Linked DNA regions of Homo sapiens: region 1 is linked to region 2. The links are chromatin loops, found by intact Hi-C in ENCODE. Cell type or tissue: heart left ventricle. All regions are shown on one strand. Links, peaks and the distances in the headings refer to the core of each region. The heading gives the core; the rest is flanking DNA.

Region 1 (2,931 bases), core at 174-2,673, 600 kb before region 2:
ATGGCAAACCTCCTCCTGCAAATTCCGACAGTATTTTTAAAAACTTAAGCATGAATCTTCAAGACACCAGGATTCCAGATTGCTCCTCCAGTTTCATTGGGCATATTGCTGCTACTGTCTCCAGCAATCCACAGATCCCAGGGGTGAGAAATGGCCGATGCCAGTTTGATGAGATAGTTCTGATGTTGCTATCAGGATGGATTTTTGTGTTGTGCGCAACAGATCCTTGCTCCATCTTCAATGACAGGATGAAGCTTAGAAACTGTGATGCATATATTCCTTCTCATCTTTCAGACCTTCTCTTAAGTGCTATGCCCTCAAACTAATCTTTCTGAATCACTCTCCTACTATTGTCTCTCACAGCAGCTTGAGCCTCTCCTTCATCACCATTATCACAATTTATAGAAACGGTTGTTTAATTATTTCCTGCTTTTTCTCAACTAGAAGGTGGACTCATGAAGAGAGGGGCCATGGTCTGTCGCTATGTGCCCAGCACCTATCAAAGTCATGGCACCCTGATGATCAGTAAATAACTGCTAATTGAAGAATGGCCAGGTCACAGAGGAACATGTAGAGATATTGAAGTGGCCATATCAAATGTCCCATTTTGGCCCATGTCTGTGTTTTTGGGACCATCCCTTCTGGTTGTCTTTGGTTGGGAGCTATGTTATGGTGAAGTCGTGGCATAACCTGGAGGTACCTGCTTTCCCTAGGCACTGAGCTAGCAATACTCATTCTTTCTGACTTGAGAGGTTCTTAAGTGTTTCTTTTTCAGTTCAAAATCTGAACAAGGGGATAAAGTAAATGAGCAAAAAAAAAAAAAAATGTATCTTTGTTCTCCAGGAAGTATGACATAATGTATGAGCACGAGCCAGAGGAAATCACACTTCCACAGGGAGTAAATGCAGTCAATAAAAGCTTGTTTATAGAGTATTGGCAAATGTGCTTTTAAACCAACTATCAGACAACTTTAAAGTATGGATAGATAGAATTACTTTTATACTCTTTGCAGCTTGTATTGGGAAGGCCTCTTTTCTTTTTTGGATGGTTGCACATGTATATATTCAGGCATAATTTAAAGTGGGTTGGCCTACCAGTGTTCCTGAGAGTAGCCTGGATGGTCTCCAGGTTTGGGAAAGGAAGAAAATCATGAATCACCAGTGCTCAAGAAAGGCATATCTGACTTGTTGAATGGACTGAGAAAATTGCATTAAATATCTGCATTTGACAACTTAAGCATGCGCTCTCAAATGCCACTGCACAACAAGGAAGCGAGGCATGGCTGAAAGCAAAACCTGACTTGACATTATCCCTCACTTCTTTCTTTAAAGTTCTCTTCTATACCACGAATGAAGAAAATGTGATGTCCTCTAGAAGTATTCTATAATACCTTAAAAGAGCATAGCATTAAAATCAGATACTATAAATCATACTTTAGCTAATGATTATTAAATAGTTCTTTGTATTCATGTAACTCTTATCTATTATGAACTGAAAATGCCTTGACATAATATCATTGAAGTGATGATATTTTTATTGAGGATAGTAGGCAATAAAATATTCAAATGTGAAGCAAAACTCTATCCTTTCCTGGGGTTCTGTGTTTCTACATGATTATCTGCATCTCAAAACTTATGCAGTGTTTTATTCGTCACTTGGGAAAATATCTGAATGCCTATGAGAGCAATAACTGAGAAATCACAACTACAAGAGAGAGTCTTCAGGGGGTGTGTGCCAGAGGACACTGAACGCAAAAAAGAGGAGAGGAGAGGAAAGTTTGAGCACAGGTTTGAGGGTCTTGGAGGCAAGGTGGGGGCAAGGACTGAGAAATGCATGGGGAGCCCATAAGATGGAGAGAGGTTTCCAGGTAGGGAACAAATAGCATTTGCCAAGGCTTTGTGGCAAGAGGGAGCATAGCGCATTTAAGAAATTGAAAGAAAGAGTGGTTGAATGCAGGGACTGAACAGAAGAATGGTGGATATTGAGGCCAGTGGGATGAACAGGTTTCAGATTTTGCTGGGAAATTTCCTACAAGGAAATTTGAAGAGCTTGTCTTTATCTTGGAAGCACTAGGAAGCCAATGAGAAGAAAGGCCCCATCGGTCGGAAGCTCTTATTTGGTTTGGAGCTTTGTTATGATGAATAGTGACATAATCTGGTGGTACCTGCTTTCCCTAGGAAAGTTGACATAATTGTGAGGGCAGTTTCTTTTCTCTCCACTCTACTCCTGTCCCCATCCCCAACAACCCATTAATAATTGGTCTTATTTAGTCTCAGTTCCTTGTACATCTACAGAGCTGCTGAGATAGGACTACATTTCTTTTTTTGTTCCTGCTGACTGCTTAATTCAGAACTTCATTCTGTGACCAGAAACAAAAGCCTCCAGTTGACATCCACCACTCCAGCTACCCCATTCTAGCCCATTCTGCATCCTGCATCTCCCAGCCTGTCAAGCTTCCATTTTTTTGGCAATGTCTAGAGAAAACTTAGCAAAGTCACTCTGCATGCTAAACGCTCATATGTACAATGTCTCATTATACACACATTAGGTTACATGTAGTATTTTTTAACCCTCAGGCTCATTATGCCATTATACCTGCATTATAACCCACATTATGCAATTGAATCCTCATCACTTCCAGTCAAGATAGGCATTAACATTTTACTGTACTCTGCTTGTCAACCCTGCACCTTAAATTATAGCCAAACCAGACCAACAGTGTTTCCTGAACACGCCCAGGGTTTTCTTTCCTCTGCACCCCGATCCCGCTGTTAACGTTGCTGGAGGGATCTGTTACCTGTGCCCCGCTCCCCGTTCACTAACCAGAACATGCATTAAGACGTTAACCAATGTGCTAACTTCTTTACTACCTACACACACAGATTTCCCAGCATTCTGTGCTTGCCTTAGCATTCTTTTCAAGAGTTTCTA
Region 2 (2,931 bases), core at 241-2,740:
GAATAGAAAACAAAATACCACATGTTCTCACTTGTAAGTGGGAGCAAAATGATAAGAACACATGGACAATACACACTGAGACCTATCAAAGGGTGGCAGGTGGGAAGAGGGAGAGGATCAGGAACAATAACTAATAGATACTAGGCTTAATACCTGGGCGATGAAATAATCTGTACAACAAACCCCCACAACACAAGTTTATCTATATAACAAACCTTCACATGTACCCCTGAACTTAGAAAAAAAAAGTTAAAAACAAAGGTTTTTCTTCATTAAATGGGAAGAGTAAAATATGGACCATGTAACAGAGGTAACCATATGAGATATCCATTGCATACATGAATAGTAACTGTGCTTTTAAGGGATGCCTTTAATCCTTCTGATTTACCTAATCCTACAAGTGAGTGGGAACCCACATTTGGCCAATTACTGGAGGATGAAAAAAAAGAGTTAGCATGGTTTTCTGATGGTAGCTCATGGATAGAGGGTCAACATTTTAGTTGGAAGTCAGCTGTATTACAACTGATTTATGGCTATATTCTGACTGAAAAAGGAAAAGATAAATTTAAGCAGTATGAGGTACTAAGAACACTAAGGGTATTGGAAGAACTAGATAGTGAGAAGAAGAAGAAACAGAAGGAGAAGGAGGAGGAGGAGGAAGAAGAGGAAGAGGAGAGCCTGAAGAGGAAGATGTAGTTAAGAATTATGCTGATTACTGGGACATAGCCAAAGGACTAGTAATACGTTCTGAAAAAAAGCCTTATATAATTAGATAATAAGAAAACCTCATGTGATGTACTATGTTTTGAAAAGCATTATGAACATGCAAAAGGAGAGTTAAAGAAGATAATATGTTATGCTTGTCAGAAAAACCTTCCCAAATTTGAAGGAGAACTGGAACCAACAAGTGGGTGCCATCATCCATTCTTCGGAAAGGATCACGGAGTGACATCAAAGACTGAAGGGTGATGTGATGTGGGCTTGCATACCCAGAGAATCCAGACCTGCGCCTAGGTAGTAAGTGAATTACATTGGCTTTATGCCTGTGGAGGGGTGCAGATGGGTTTTTACTGGGATAGATATTTATTCTGAATTTAGATTTGCATCCCCTCTAATGGTGACAAATGTTTTAAACATGATCAAACTAAAGCAGAAAATATCGTTCCTTTTGAACCTCCAGGTTAGATATCATCTGATTAAGAAATTCATTTTCCTGCACATGCCAGGATGTATATAATATTTTGTTGTCCAAAGCAAGTATACAGTGAATTTATCATCTGCTTCATCACTCACAAAGTGCCCACTTACCATATTGCAGGGCTGACAAAGGATAAAGAGTCGTTTGCACAATTTCAATAACACGTAATGAAACAATATGCCTGGTATTACAAGTGAGTCTTGTGTGAATATATATTGAAGAGTCCTGTGCATTCTTTCAATAACCAGAAAAGACACAAGTAAAACGGATAATAAGTGGAATTTCCAGGATTTGAAACTAAACTTTTTATAATTCAGAGCAATTAACCACTACCAGATGTACTTCTAAACTGAAATGTGCATATCAGTAGAAAGGAATTTACTACTGATCCTTAGATACACTTCTAAACTGAAATGTGCGTATCAGTAGAAAGGAATGCTGATCCTTCACTGAGAACAGATATGGTGGCTGGAAAGATAGAGTATAAGCACCTGAGAACCTGGAATGAGGAGAGGTCCTCTGAATGGGAGAAAGGCACAGATCAGAAAGATAATAAATAGAACTTATGTGTATCCCATGGTTTCCCTTAGAGCTGCCTTGTTTTGAGTCATGGCAGAACCCTATTTTAATATTGATTCATTTCAGTGGTTGGAACCTACTTTTAAAATGCCCTATTCTGTATTTATTAGATTTTTTGGGCTATAATTTTATTAGATATTCATGAGTTAGATATTCATGATGTTTTAAAATCAGAAAAGGCAATTTTTAACTCCTTTATAAATTTTTGAAATCTATGATAGTGGAAATGAAAAAGAATTACTTTAATATAGAATTCAAACAGGTTTTAGAACAAAATGTCTCAGGATTGTATTAGAGGTAACTAAAAACTGTGCCCACCCACATTCATCACATTTGAGCCATCCCTGAATTTTAGCCTCATAGTTTTTCAATGGGAGATTTTTAAAAAAGTAATTGATATAATATTGTTGAATTATGAGGTCATTATATAATGAGGCATTATATAATAACAGAGAAAATTATTATCATAAATCATGAAACTATAGCAGACTTTGGATTTATATAGTGCAAACAAAAAACTTTGAGTCTGTTTTTCAGAAGCCCAACTACAAAGACATTTTTAAATGGAAAATATTATTTTCTATCCATGTGGCCTTATATGGATTTATTTTGACATTGGACACCTCTTTTATTTGGCATTAGATACTTTTAAAAAATGTACAATTATTGCATAGCTACTATGTGTTAGGTGCTAATCCAACTTGAATATATGTTTTATACCTTTGCCTCATCTAATCCTTATAAAATCTCTTCGAGTTGGATATTATTTGAGATTTTAGGTGTGAGTGGGGTCTGGTAGGGTTGACAAAAAGAGTGTTGATGAATGTATTGGGATTTAAAAGTGAGGAAAAAAAACAACCAAGATTACTTGTGGCATTTTTTAAAATTAGGTGCAAAATTGCTTCATTTGTTAGGCTACTAAATAAAACACACGTGTAAATTGCATTTTCAACTTGTATATGTCATGTAGCTATGACATAAAACTATATGTTTACCTCTGTGTTATATAATTCCCTACTTGGAGCTTTCAATTAATTTATTACCCAACATTTCTTTCTTGTCAGTGTTCCATATTGACCTATTCAAAATGGATTGATCGATGTCCTTCTTTTTTTTTATAATGAGTCCCTGAGCCAAAAATCAGATAAGCTCTG

The links. Peaks named below come from ENCODE experiments on the same cell type or tissue, not always from the same donor. Only the 100,000 strongest peaks of a DNase experiment are listed, where the experiment ranks them.
Region 1: a loop joins it to region 2, with 5 times the contacts of the local background. A loop is called at or near these places in 54 of 110 quality-filtered maps.

Annotation. Positions count from the first base shown.
Region 1 is chr2:228,055,774-228,058,704 of GRCh38, forward strand. The region is part of intron 3 of SPHKAP (SPHK1 interactor, AKAP domain containing); the gene reads right to left. Among named protein-coding and RNA genes, the nearest start is that of SPHKAP, 120 kb to the right of the region's middle. In heart left ventricle, for the core only: no CTCF peak of the experiment used is centred there; no DNase peak of the experiment used is centred there.
Region 2 is chr2:228,651,019-228,653,949 of GRCh38, forward strand. No RefSeq gene overlaps it. Among named protein-coding and RNA genes, the nearest start is that of LINC01807, 41 kb to the left of the region's middle. RefSeq lists an enhancer at 1,043-1,212. In heart left ventricle, for the core only: no CTCF peak of the experiment used is centred there; no DNase peak of the experiment used is centred there.